2 separate regions of the Mus musculus genome follow, and region 1 is linked to region 2. A link is a contact called in ENCODE Hi-C or POLR2A ChIA-PET data. All regions are on one chromosome and are shown on one strand. The core of a region is the stretch at or near the end of the contact, and the rest is flanking DNA. Distances in the headings are between cores, read along the strand shown.

Region 1 (6,919 bases), core at 1,622-4,121, 860 kb before region 2:
TGGGGGATCCTGGGCTATGACTTCCTGCCTTTGGAGGCTGGGTACAAAGTAAGAGGACTCTCAATCCAATGATGGAGCCTGTCCTGCCATGGAAGATTTAGAACACTGAGACTGGAGGATTCTGAGTTCAAGCTACCCTAAGCTATATGGTAAATTGCAGGCAAACCTGGACTCATGAAACCATGCCTTGAAACAAGGGTCTGGAGAGGTGGCTCAGGAGCTATGAGTACCTGCTGCTCTTGCAGAAGACTTGGGTTCAGTTCCCAGCATGGAAACTCACAACCATCTGTAAGTCCAGTTCTAGAAGACCTCATACCTTCTTATGGCTGTACATGGCACATAGACACATGTATGTAAGCACTCATGCACATAAAAGTAGCTCAAAGCTGGGTGGTGACTCACACCTATCATCTTAGCACTAGGGAGACCAGGACTGTGTTGGTGAAACAAAGCATTTCCTGACTCTGCTCTGTGGTTGAACTAAATCTACAGAGATGTCTCCTGGAGACTGCAGCTGGCAGCTCCACTCTATGGCTTGACTAGCTAGGACCTCTTCTCCATAACATGTTAAAAACTTTATGCTTAGCCGGGTGTGGTGGTGCACGCCTTTAATCCCAGCACTTGGGAGGCAGAGGCAGACGGATTTCTGAGTTCGAGGCCAGCCTGGTCTACAAAGTGAGTTCCAGGACAGCCAGGGCTATACAGAGAAACCCTGTCTCCAAAAACAAAAACAAAAACTGTCTACAGGGCTGGAGAAATGGCTCAGAGGTCTTGACTGTTCTTCTAGAGGTCCTGAGTTCAATTCCCAGCAACCACATGGTGGCTCACATCCATCTGTAATGGTATCTGATGCTCTCTTCTGGTGTGTCTGAAGACAGCTACAGTGTACTCGCAGACATCAGATAAATATATCTTAAAACAAAAACAAAAGTGTCCACAGGTAAGCAGTGAGCAGCAGTAATTGATGCTGATCATCACATGAGTAAGAGAAGCTGTTAATTACACACACCAAAATATTACATAGTCATCAAAAAGGAACGAAGCTCTGATTCATCACCAATTGATGATCCTTGACAACAATCACACCTCAAAGGCCTCAGGTTGTAGGACCGCACTATGAAATACCCACAAAGACAAGCAGATCAGAGTTGCCAGGTGACAGAGAGGGAACAGGAAAAACTGCAAATGAGGACCAGGCTTTCCTTTGATAGAAATATTCTGGAACAGTCAGTGGTGTCGGTTGTGCAACATTGAGTACGTGTTGGATGTTGCGTTAAGAGTTGTTTATTGGAAAACCAGCGCGTGACGTGTGGGATATTCATCCAGTTGTTGAACTTTTAGCATCAGACATAATCAGCACTTCATCCTGTTTCCACAGTTCTTGCCCTGGTTCTGGGGATCCCCCCTATTAGCTGGACCGGGCAAGCCCACGCCCACTTGGTTTATGTAACCACGCCCACCACAAGCCTCAACAGACGCCCACTCCGTCCTGGTGCGAGCAGGCCTGGCACTTGACCCTCTGGAGAGCTGTGCCTAGACTCCACCCAAGGAACGCGGAAAAAAAGCATAAATATCAAGCTGAAAGGCCCAAGTTCAAGTGTTAAGGGTTCATGAGTAACACATGTAGCGGCGAGGTTAGGAGCTTGGAAAGATGGAACCGTCAGCTCTTATACTTATGAGCGGGTGGGGAATAGGCCACGTCGGTCAAGCGGTCAGGGATCTTAAGTCAGTTGGGTGGGAAACCCTTGAAAATTGGTTTTTGAAACGCGGCAGCGGCAACTCCTGAATAACTCAGCTTGCCCAGCGGCTGAGGCTTCTGGGGAGGGCCTCGGGAGCTTGGGGTCTGACTATGTAGCCCAGTGCATGAACTGAAGTAGGGCAGACCCTGCGACTGCGGGGGGCGTATCAGTTGGGCGTTTGGCGGGCAAGCGGTGGTCTGGGAAAATCAGCAAGCACGGGGTGGGGGAGTGGCCACGCCTGCTTCATGAATAATACAGCAAGTCGGTAGGCGGGCTTTACGGGAGTTTGGGGGCGTGGCCAAACGCGGAGCGCTTGGGGAGCAGTTCCTCGGTGACGCAGGGTTCCATGGGCGTTTGGGGGCGTGGCATAGGGCTGGTAGAGGAGGCGGGCTTCAACGCGTGTAGGCGTGGCTAAATATGTTTCTTTAAGGTGATTTTTTTTTCACTGGGGGCGGGGTGGGCTCGCTGCATATGAGTGACCATCTAGATCTGGCTGGCAACTGCGAACAAACGTGTTCGTCGTCGCGGCCTGGCAGTCTACCAACACGTCGGAGATCACGGCCAGTTTCTCATAAATAACACACTCACGCGACAGGTCGCGAGGCTGAGAGGGCTTTGCTGGGTTTGGGATGAGGATGGGTTTCCTGCAGTCTTGGGGTCGAGGCTGCCTTCGTCTCATGAATAATGCAGGAGGAGTCGTCAGGTAGGAGGAGCCTGTCTGTGAACTGGCGCACGCGCATGGGAGTTGTTTGCAAGGGAGGGAAGTTTCTTAGAGAGCTCTGAAGAGCTGTTTTAAGGCTATGACTGGCCTCGCGAGACCCTTAGGGAGTGGCCAGTTGCGCTGTGGTTAGTTTTTGAAGGCGGGTTTGGAGCGCGCGGGAAGGCGTGGCTAACCTCTCTTCTTGAATAATACAGCAAGACTCACAGTCTCCGGTCCCGAGAGCGGGCCTGTAAGTGCTTGGGGGCGTGGCCATCTGTGCGGGCCCGAGGCAAAATGTTCCTCAGCTCTGTCAAAGAAGGCACGCGCGCCCGGAGTGGGGCGTGGCTATGCTGGCCTCATGAATAATGCAGCACGTCGGCGGGCGGCGCGGCGGGGCGGGGCGGGTCAGGCCGGCGTGCGGGCGCAGTCGCTGAGGAGGGGGGCGGGGGAGTGATGGTTGCAAGATGGCGGCGCTGAAGGAGGCTAGGAGTTACGGGTTGTCGTGTGGGCGCGTGAGCGACGGCAGCAGGGTGTCGGTGTTCCACGTGAAGCTCACCGACAGTGCTTTGAAGGCTTTTGAAAGCTACCGGGCCCACCAGGTGAGCTTTGCGGCGTCCTGGCGGGTAGGCTGCGCCGTGGGGAGACACTTGCGGGGACCTGTGGGGGACAAGGCCGCGCGTCCACACCTGGCGATACCTTGACCAGCCCCAGTGACATCCTTCAGGTTGGCTCTACTCTTGTCTCTTTTTTTAAAAATAGGTCCTTTCTATGTAGCTCAGGTTGTCCCTGAACTGACGGCCATCCTCCTGCCTTAGGTTCTTAAGTGCTGGGATGACAGGTGTGTTTGGATCCACTCATAGAAGGGGTAGTTTGACAGAAACTTACTGCCTGGCCCCAGATCCTGCCACTCTTGTAACCCTGTTTCCCTGGATATTTTGGACAAGGCTGTTGTGTTTTTCTCACCGACGGAGGTGGTTGTGTTAGCCATGGGGGCTTCCTCCCCTGGGCACTCAGCAGGAGGCAACTGTAGCCACCACACTTGGTCTCTCCATTTTCCACTCTTCATCTGGGAGAAATTCCAGGCTTTTTGGTACTGCCTCCTGGCTTGGGAGTGGGGTTAGGGATCCTGGCTGTGTCCCTCTTTCCTGTGCCTCACTCTGGGTCACACCTTGATGCCCCACCCAAGCCACGGTATCACCCTGCATCCATCCACTGAGACAGAAGTTGCAGGACCCCAGGGGAAGTGGCTTGAGGGTTCATCTTACTAAAGTGACTGGGGTGTTGAGTCTGTGTCTGGGATGTGTGTTTGCCTGTGCTGGCTCGGGGGGTGTTGACGCGGTCGAGTGAACAGAGAGTAACTAGGAAAGAATGTGGTTTTCTTCCTGCCCAGGACATGTGCTGCACCATTGGCCAAGCCAGGAATTTATTCCCCATTCAGTGATCTGGGGAGCCTACCTCTTCCTGCATGTCTTCCCTTCACTTCTTTGAGCCACTTCCTGCCCGTGCCCGGGTTTTAGTTTTTTCCTTCCTAGAACAGGTTGAATCTCTTTGGAAAAAGTCCTTCTTCCCTTGTCAAAAGGGGCAGAAAGTGCCCCTGCAGGTGAGAAGGAAGAGGTGGTGAGGATTTGGGTGGCAGCCACTGAGTGACCAGCCCAGCCACTCTTCCTGGTTAGAATTCCAACCTGTAGTCTTTCCCCTTGGGCCATTCTGACTAGTCCTGGAGAACCAGGGCTTTTCTCAGAAACAGCTGGGCCAGAGCATGAGTCACTGCTGTCAGGTGAACTTGGTACCTGGTGGCAGTCGCTGGCCCTTGCTCTGCCACCCCTACAGCCTTCTCCAGCACCGCTGTCATACTGTTATTTTTAATTTTGCTGTGCATTACATCCCCTATCGAAGCCTGGTCTTCCTCTTGTGAGGGCACTTGTGGAATTGCAGGCCACTGTGCTCGGGCCCTGAGGAAGCCAGTTGTGTCTAGCTGTTTGACTACCAACCATAAGGGACTCTGTGTCTTGTGGCTGACAGCATTCAGTTTTGGGACAGTCCAAACCTGTGTTTATCTGGAAAGCTGACAGGGCACTTACTGGCAAGGCGACTTTGGAGTGTAATCTGTGGTCAGCATCAGAGCTTCACTCTATCCTAGGCTGCTGTCAAACCCATGACTCTTGACTCTAGGTGCCAAGGTGGCAGGCAGGAACCACCACCAGCCCAGCTTCAGAGACGCATATAGTTTGTTTCTTGGGGTTGTTTTGTTTTGTTTTGTTTTTGTTTTTTTGAGACAGGGTTTCTCTGTACCACCACGGCCCGGCTCTGTTTCTTGTTTTTTAAGTAATCCTGGTTGTCCTGGATCTTGCCAGGTAGAACATACTGGTCTCTAGCTCTCGGAGATCTACCTGCCACCTTTATTAGGTTAAAGGTGTGTGCCACAGCACCTAACTTGGATTTACTCTTACTCTCTGAGTGTGGAGGGGTCTGAGCTGAGACAGTGTTAGCTCTGGTGGCAGGAGAGGACAGGTTTGGAATGGTGAACCAGGGGAAGGGACTTGGAGAAACTTGAGTAACTAGAAAGGCACTGGATATCAGCTGATGCTCACAGGGCCAGCACTACCTCTTGTCCCTGCTTTGAGTTGGTGCCACATTAAAAAGCAACCTGTCCAAGTTAGTCTCTTTTGCTTCTCCAGCAGTTAGGTCTTGAGTCTGCCCGGCACTTGCTTACCACTGAGCAGTGCCACCAGCTCTTTTATGTTTCGTATTTCTAGATGGGGTCTCTCTGTGTAGCCCTGGCTGTCTTGGAACTCGCTCTGTAGACAAGGCTGGTCTGGAACTCAGAGATCTCCCTGCCTCTACCTCTGAATGCTGGGATTAAAGTTGTATGTCACTACTTCCCAGCTACTTGCTTTCATTTATTTATTTTTTGGTTTTGTTTTTTTCGAGACAGAGTTTCTCTGTTGTTGTTGGGGTTTTGTTGTTGTTGTTGTTGTTGTTGTTGTTTTTAGATTGCTTTACCTCTTCTGTATCCCAGGCTGGTCTTGAACTCAGGACCTTCTAACCTTAACTTCCCTGTTGACTGTCAAGCCCCAGCATCATCCTATATTTTAGTTTGAATTGCCAGGAGCTTTTTCTTAGCTTCAGGTGTAGCCAGAGCAGGGCCTGGAAGGGAACGGGCTGTGGAAAGGGTCTGTGTAACCTGGTGAAGAGCTACACATGTTGAGGGGAGGGAAGTGTGCGCTTGCCTGTACTGGCACAGAATGCCATGTCAGTTCAAGGTACAGCCATAGGCATGGCTGGAGCCCATCCCACCTGGACCTCTAACATAAAAATAATACTGATAAATACAATGCAGGAGAACTGCCTGTGGGTCCAGGGCTGGGGAGGATGAGGCAGAAGGGTTTGGAATTCAAGGCCAGTCTGGCCTATATGAGACCTTTTCTCAAAGAAACAACCTAAAAGAGTTCTCAAACCAAACTGGTGCTGATGTGACACTTCATCTGTGTGTTTTGGGACTCTGTGGGTGTGACTTCTAGGACACATGAAGAAATATGGTCCCCTCTACCTTCCAGGACAGCCAGTTGCTATTGAGAGGCATGTTCCCAGCCAGGTGTGATGGCGCACGCCTTTAATCCCAGCACTCGGGAGGCAGAGGCAGAGGCAGGTGGATTTCTGAGTTCGAGGCCAGCCTGGTCTACAAAGTGAGTTCCAGGACAGCCAGGGCTATACAGAGAAACCCTGTCTCGAAAAAACAAAAACAAAAAACAAAAAAAAAAGAGAGAGAGAGAGAGAGAGAGGGGCATGTTCCCTGAGAGCCATGAGGTGGGAACCCTGCCTCCACCTACCCCATTGTAGTTCATTGCTAGGTAGGTGGCTCTGTGGCCCCATGCCCTCACCTTGCCCTTGGTGGAGAGGCATGGAGAGGTCAGGGAAAATTGAAGGTTCTAGCAGGGTTAAGAACCTTGAGCATCTGTGGGCCAGCAAGGGTCAACCTCCCCCTTCTTCAGTTTCAGAGTCTCTACCAAGAGTGACTTGTCTGGATTCTGCTGTGGCCTCATATCCCTGGACACTTGTCACTTGCCAGTAGGAAGCTGCCTTCTGGGCCTGTCCTTAACCACTGCCCCCCCCCTGGAAAGAAAAAAAAACAAAACAAAAAACCACCCCTTCCCTGCCTGCATAGTGCTGGCCTTTGGGCTCACAGGCACCGAGATACACCTCATGTTACACCTGATGTTTTAGAATCCTTGAGAGCAGAGATGGACGTGGGAGATCCAGCAGGGTGGGTGTCAGTAGGGAGCAAAGTGCGTGCTACTATGGCCAGAGGGTGCCGGGAGGAGAGCAGGATGCCCTGGCTCTCTGTCCTACACCACAGGGGACATCTGGGAGTTGGGCAGGAGGCCTTAGTTAAGCCTGCACCTTTCTGGTGTGGCTGCTATACCACTGGGGATCCCAGCCTTTCGGAATTACCAGGACCCTGCCCTGGTCAGAATGGACT
Region 2 (6,353 bases), core at 1,048-3,547:
CTGGTCTCTGTCTTCTGCTTCCACTGACTTTGGAAAGCTTAGCGAGTGGTGGCGCAAGGCAGCTACAACTGCCTCAAGGGAGCTCAGCCTGCACTGCAAGGTCTCATACACACTGGGTACTGATATCTCAGCAGGGCCACTATCCAGGGGGGCTTCTTGCAGGACCTGGTGGGCTTCCACCTCAGGCTCGCACTGTTCTTCTGGGCTCAAGGATAGAACCGCATGGGATCCCACATCACAACCCTCCTTGATCCTGTGAAGATAGTGGGGGAACCCCAGCCACCTGAGGCTCAGAAGAGACCTGGAGGGCTAACCCTAGGGTCGCTAGGAAGGTAGAGTAGGGAATGAGCGGCATGGCTGGAGGATAAACAGGAAGAGGAGAGAGGCAGGCAGCAGAGGCAATGGGCAGGTGAGTGGCAGGAGGCAGCTTTGTGCAGGGGGGGTGTTGGGGTGTTGGGCTAGAATATAGGGTACATACTAAATGCATCCTACCAGTTCCTTGGGCTCTGAAGGCCAGGACCAAGGTATTCCTGATGCAGCTCAGGTTTAGTCTCGAAGCGTCCATTGTTGGCATCTACTTCCTCTGAGCTCTCAGCTACAGGGTCTAGCTCCCCCTGTGAATGAACCCCGTTTCCCCCCAACACACACACACAGTCTCTTGGCCATCATATCCAGCTCCACCTGTGGAGGACTCCCCTACACCACCACGGGCTCTGAGCCTAGCAGGCCTGGGTTCCCAGGATCCATGGGACTGAGTGTGGCAGGAAGAGGGGCACACTTACAGGCAGAGGATGCCTCCCTCGACGGCTTCGGGGCCGTGTGGCCCGGGCACTCATTGCCTCTGTCACTACAGTCTGCTTTCAGTTCTTGCCTTCGTCACCTTAGAATCCTTGTTTTTTGTTTTTTTGTTTCCTGTAGGATTTTTGGGGTGTCTACTCCGATTGACACATTTAAATATTCATATACCTCTCCAATAGTGCCCACTAACTATCTACTTGTTCCTTACTCCCCCATCCCCCATCTCTACTGGGCATTCTTCTCCCCTCAGCTGTCTGAAGGCGTTTCTCTTATCTGTGCCCCACCCCCCATAGAAGCATTGGGTAGGGACCCTAAAATCCTCTTTCTTCCTACGGCTCTTAGCATCAAACTCCCTCACCCTGGGGGTTGACCCTGCTGCGCTCTTCTCTGCTTCTCCAGAGCACCTTGGGAAAGGCCTGAGATCCAGGGCATATCTCAAGCCATTCTGGCCACTGGCTACTGAGGCTGCGATAGCCAAAAGTGGCCCGGGAGGGGCTGGGAAACAGGAAGCCCCCCTACCCTGATCACATGGACAGTTATTGTTTCGTTTCCTTCTCCAGGATGCCGGCTTCCTCCAGAACGGGAGGAGGATGGAGGACCAGGACCTTTGTCCCGCTCTAAAGATATCAGTATCCCCTTACCCGAGGCCAAACCTTCCATTTTCATTTTGGATTTTTTGTGTCCCCTGTTCACCAGGACTCGCTCTAATGTGAAGGTCTTTGTGTGTGTGTGTGTGTGTGTGTGTGTGTGTGTGTGTGTGTGTGTGTGTTTCTAAAACCAAAAAAAAACCAAAACTGTAGGAGTTGGCTTCAGCATTTGCACAGCTTTTATTTTTCATTACTTTGCTTTACTCATCTTTGTCTGTGGTGGTCCTACTTGTCTCCGAGATCGAACTCAGGCCCCTCAGGATTGGTGGCAAGAGCCTGCACCTGCTCAGTAGCCCACAACGTTTCTCTTCAATGAGTCTGAACTGCTGCATCAGGCGGTTGGAGGCACTGGCAACAATAAGCTTGTCCACAGTGTGTCTGCTGCCTTCTTTACTTTTTCTTTACATTTTAGTTTTTATACAGCGTCTCATTTAGCCCAGCCTGGTCTAAACGCCCGATCTTCGTCTCCGGGTCTCTGGAGTGTTGGGATGACAGGTGTGCACCACCAGTCCTCATCAAGGTACTAGTGAATGAATGCCAACCTAAGTTACATAAGTAACTGAGAAGGCCTTTGGCAAGTCCAAGCCAAGTCCTACCCCGTCAATCATCAAACGGCCCCGCCCAGCTCAGGCTTCTGTCCTATTTCAGCAGAAGCCTTGAGAACCATAGCGTGATTAAACCGGAACTACAAATTACGCCCAATTTTGCTTCTATCCACCACAGATCACACCCACTCCCAGTATTACCCATCTTCAGCCCCATTCCAGCCACTCCAAGCCACACCCCCAGAACGCCTCAGCCTATCAGCTTCCATGTCCCGAGGGCCACTGAACTACATTTCCCAGAAGGTGTCTCGGCAGCGCCGCACAAACTTCCGGCCAGGAAGATGGCGGCTTCCTAGAGTCCTGATTGACTGGCCGCGGTGCCCAGGCTACAGAGTGGAACCTGCGGCACTGTGAACGCGCGTGAGCTTTGTGTCGCCGTGGTCTAACTTCGACCCGGATTGCTGTAGCTCCAGGTTCGTTCTTCTTGAGGACTTAGGGGTGGGGGATTCGAGGTCCCGAGATGCCACCCCTAAAACCGCGCATCCATCGCAGGGTCACTTGGGCTTCCTGTGTTTCCCTAGGGACCGGACCGGCGCCGCCTCAGGGGAAAAGTAGTTTTGGGAAACTTCAACTGTATCTTTTCGGCTCCACAAACCAAGTCTCCCAGGTGTGGGAGCCACTGGAGGCCTTAATGGGTCGAATACCCAGTGACCAGGCAACTGGGGTGTTCGTCCTGTGTAAACAGCGGAAAGCTAAGGATGAACAGCAGTTCAGTTGGAACAGTGCTTGTGGCTCAGTTGGTAAAGAGTTTGCCTAGCTTGCATGAGGCCCTGGGTATCCGTCCCTAGCACCACCTAAACTATGTGCGGCGGTGTACTCCGGCACTTGGAAGGTGAATACAGAAGTACCCGGCCATTATAAGCCGTATAGTTTTAGAGTTAGAGTGCAGCCTGGGCCACATGGAGCTGTCACAAACAAAAAAGAAAACGAAAAAACTTACTTCACCTGAGGGTGGTTTCTGGACACACTGTCTTATGGTAGCATTCTGTAGCCCTCAGAGACTCCTGTGCGTAAGGGGCTCGTGCCCATCTTCTGTCTTCCTAGTAACCATTGTCTTTACAAACTCTTAAGGCAGGATCCTGGCTTCCACTATCCCCCCTTCATCTAACCACTCGGGAACCATGGAGGTGGCAGAGGCGAACAGCCCCACGGAGGAGGAGGAAGAGGAGGAAGAAGAAGGAGAGGAGACGATATCAGAGCCCAGGCCTCACACTCGATCCAATCCAGAGGGGGCTGAGGACCGGGCCCTGGGAGCTCAAGCCAGTGTGGGCAGCCGCAGCGAGGGCGAGGGTGAGGCAGCCACTGCAGATGGCGGGGCAGCCAGTGTCCCAGGAGCCGGGCCTAAGCCCTGGCAAGTACCAGCATCAGCATCTGAGGTCCAGATTCGAACACCAAGGGTCAACTGTCCAGAGAAGGTGGTATGTGAGGGTCTTGGCTGGAGATGTAGGGGATGGAGACCCTCAGACAGGCCACTCCTCTAAATTGCTGCCTCAGTTTTCTATAGGTTCCATGAACATCACACACTTGGTAGCTTAAACGTCACTGAATTTAGATTCTTGTTTTTATTTATTTATTTATTTATTTATTTATTTATTTATTTATTTTTATTTTGTGGCACCTGGACTTCCATTTGTGCTATAGCCATTCCCCCTCCATTCTAGGCAGAGGCTCCACCCCTGAGCCCTTTTTGAGCTCTGCTGGCTAGGACCCACCCAATCTGTAATAACTGTAATGGCTGTAGTCTGGTTTGGTCCTGTACTCTCTTTCTTCTCTTTATGTTTCAGATCATCTGTCTGGATCTTTCGGAGGAGATGTCTGTGCCAAAGCTGGAGTCCTTTAATGGGTACTGTGGCATTGAGTTTGGACATAGGCAGCTCAGAATGCATAGGGTCATTCCTCCACCCAGTAGGATTCAGGTGTTCGTGACACTGACACTTCCAAGGCTGTGTCCATATGTATGACACTCTTAGGAGCCAACCCTAGCTGGCCTCAAGGTGATGGGCTAGGCCACTGTCTAGCTCGTGAAGCTTTGTGTGTACCCCTGGCAGCCTGGGGTATCAGGTGTTACATCTGGACTGGCCTTGGCTCAGGAGCCAGTGGCACACACTTGCCATTATAGCGCTGATGGAGGCAGAGATGGAGGCATCAGGAGTTCAGGGTCCACCTTTGCAATGCAGCTTGTGCTCTAGAGTGTGTTTGAGGCTAGCCTACACTACACAGTGAGTTTGAGGCTAACCTGGTGTATATTGGTGTTCTATATATGAGTGAGACATATTAGAGTGGCTCTCAGGCTGTGGTGCAGCTGGTCCTCCAATGACTGTCTGCCAGCGGAAGACCCAACAGTCCAGCAGTTGTTCAGTCCATGAGACTGGATGTCTCAGCTTCTCCTTAGCAGGCACCATAATCATGAAGAAGTAGGCTCTGATGCCAGTGAAGGAGCAAACTTGCTAAATAGAGCAGAGCAAGGGCAAGCAAGCAAAGTGTCCCTTCTCTCATGTCCTTCACCTAGGCTGCAGGCAGAGGGCCCAGGGTAAAGGTGGATTCTACCCACATCAGAGATCTGGGCTAAAAGTGCATCTTCCCACTTCAAATGATTTAATTAAGAAAAAAATCCCTCTGGGCAGTGGTGGCGCACGCCTTTAATCCCAGCACTTGGGAGGCAGAGGCAGGTGGATCTCTGAGTTCAAGGCCAGCCTGGTCTACAAAGTGAGTTTCAGGACAGCCAGGGCTACACAGAGAAACCCTGTCTCGAAAAAGAAAAAGAAAAAGAAAAAAAAAAAAATCCCTCACAGGTGTGCCCAGCCACTTGGGTTTTAGTTAATGCCAGATGTTGTCTAGTTGGCAACCAACACTGTCACACCTGGCTTTCGGCACCCTGCTGATATTATCTGACCTCTGTCATCTGACCTCCCTCTCAGCTCTAGGACAAACGCCCTGAATGTGTCTCAGAAGATGGTTGAGATGTTTGTTCGCACAAAGCACAAGATTGACAAGAGCCACGAATTTGCACTGGTTGTAGTGAATGACGACTCCGCCTGGGTAAGGGGGGTGGGGGGGAACACAGGGACTCTGGTGGACCTCAGGACTGGGACCCAGCACCAAAGTCTTGACTTTCCCATAGCTGTCTGGCCTGACCTCTGACCCACGTGAGCTCTGCAGCTGCCTGTATGACCTGGAGACGGCGTCCTGCTCCACCTTCAGTATCCTTGTCACTGTCCCCAGCCCTACTTCAGTGACGATGCAGTGGGGCCTCAGTAGTACTGTGGGATCCCTGCAACACACAGCCCAAGTTGTGCAGCCAATCCCCAAAAAATACAAACCCGGGAATCAGTGTTTTCCTTGAGAGTAACACTACAGAGCTTCAGAACCATGCCTTCAACTCCCCCCTCCAACTCGCCTCTCTCCCTTCTTCCACCTCCCCCCTTTCCCCCCCCCGCCTCTCCTCCCTGTCTCCCCTTCCCCTGCCTCTCTCTCATGTTTATGAGTGCTATATCTGCATATATGTACCAGAGTCATCAGGTCCAAGTATAGATGGTTGTGAACCTTCATATGGTTGCTGAGAATTGAACTCAGGACTGTGGAAGAGCAGTCAGTGTTCTTAGCCACTGAGCCATGTCTCTAGCACTGCCCTATAATTCTTTCATTTTTTTTTTAAAGATTTTATTTATTTATTTTTTTATATATATGATGAGTACGCTGTTCAGAGACACCAGAAGAAGGCCCCAGATCCCATTACAGATGGTTGTGAGCCACCATGTGGTTGCTGGGAATTGAACTCAGGACCTCTGGAAGAGCAGTCAATGCTCTTACCGCTGAGCCATCTCTCCAGCCCAATTCTTTCATTTTCAATATTTATTGATTGAGATAGGATCTCTCTCATTATACAGCTGTCTTGGAACTTACCCTGGACCAGGCTAGCTTCAAATTCACAGAGCTCAACTTGCCTCTGCCTTCCAAGTGCTGGGGTTAAAGTCATGTGCCACCACCCGACATCAAATATGTAATTAATATATTTTTGAGATTATTTCTCCTGTAGCTGAGGCTGGTCTTGAGTTCACAGTGTAACTAAGGATGAATGGCCTTGAGCCTCTGGTCTGTCTGCTTCCACCTCCTACAGTGTTGGCATGAGGGTGTGTTGAGCACACTGAGTAGCTACATGCGTGCTGAGCAAGTGCTCTAGTGACTGAGCCCAAGTCCCAGCAAACTGGGATCACAAATGGAGTATTCCATGTGTGGCATTCTAGGTGGAGTCACATTCAAAACCCACCACAGGGAGGTGCTGGGGTACAGGAGTGTCAGCCCA

The links. A loop is a pair of places that touch in the nucleus more often than their neighbours do. ChIA-PET counts read pairs that join two places held with the same protein, here RNA polymerase II (POLR2A).
Region 1: a map of T-helper 1 cell shows a loop between it and region 2 (6-fold over the local background). The contact joins the promoter of Ell here to the promoter of Babam1 in region 2. A Hi-C loop is called at or near these places in 1 of 37 maps with a recorded cell type or tissue (T-helper 1 cell). POLR2A ChIA-PET finds 5 or more read pairs at or near these places in 1 of 5 experiments (embryonic stem cell).

What each region holds. Positions count from the first base shown.
Region 1 is chr8:70,536,804-70,543,722 of GRCm38, forward strand. It overlaps Ell (elongation factor RNA polymerase II), which reads left to right and starts at 2,872. Exons shown (of 12, transcript NM_007924.2): 1 at 2,872-3,038. The coding sequence starts at 2,904. It overlaps Gm51534 (a long non-coding RNA gene), which reads right to left and starts at 2,726. Exons shown (of 2, transcript XR_003947400.1): 1 at 2,665-2,726.
Region 2 is chr8:71,394,558-71,400,910 of GRCm38, forward strand. Babam1 (BRISC and BRCA1 A complex member 1) reads left to right here and starts at 2,298. Exons shown (of 9, transcript NM_026636.2): 1 at 2,298-2,463; 2 at 3,122-3,468; 3 at 3,835-3,893; 4 at 4,969-5,089; 5 at 5,172-5,250. The coding sequence starts at 3,172. It overlaps Ushbp1 (USH1 protein network component harmonin binding protein 1), which reads right to left and starts at 1,244. Exons shown (of 13, transcript NM_181418.3): 1 at 1,157-1,244; 2 at 783-912; 3 at 493-614; 4 at 1-253. The coding sequence starts at 836.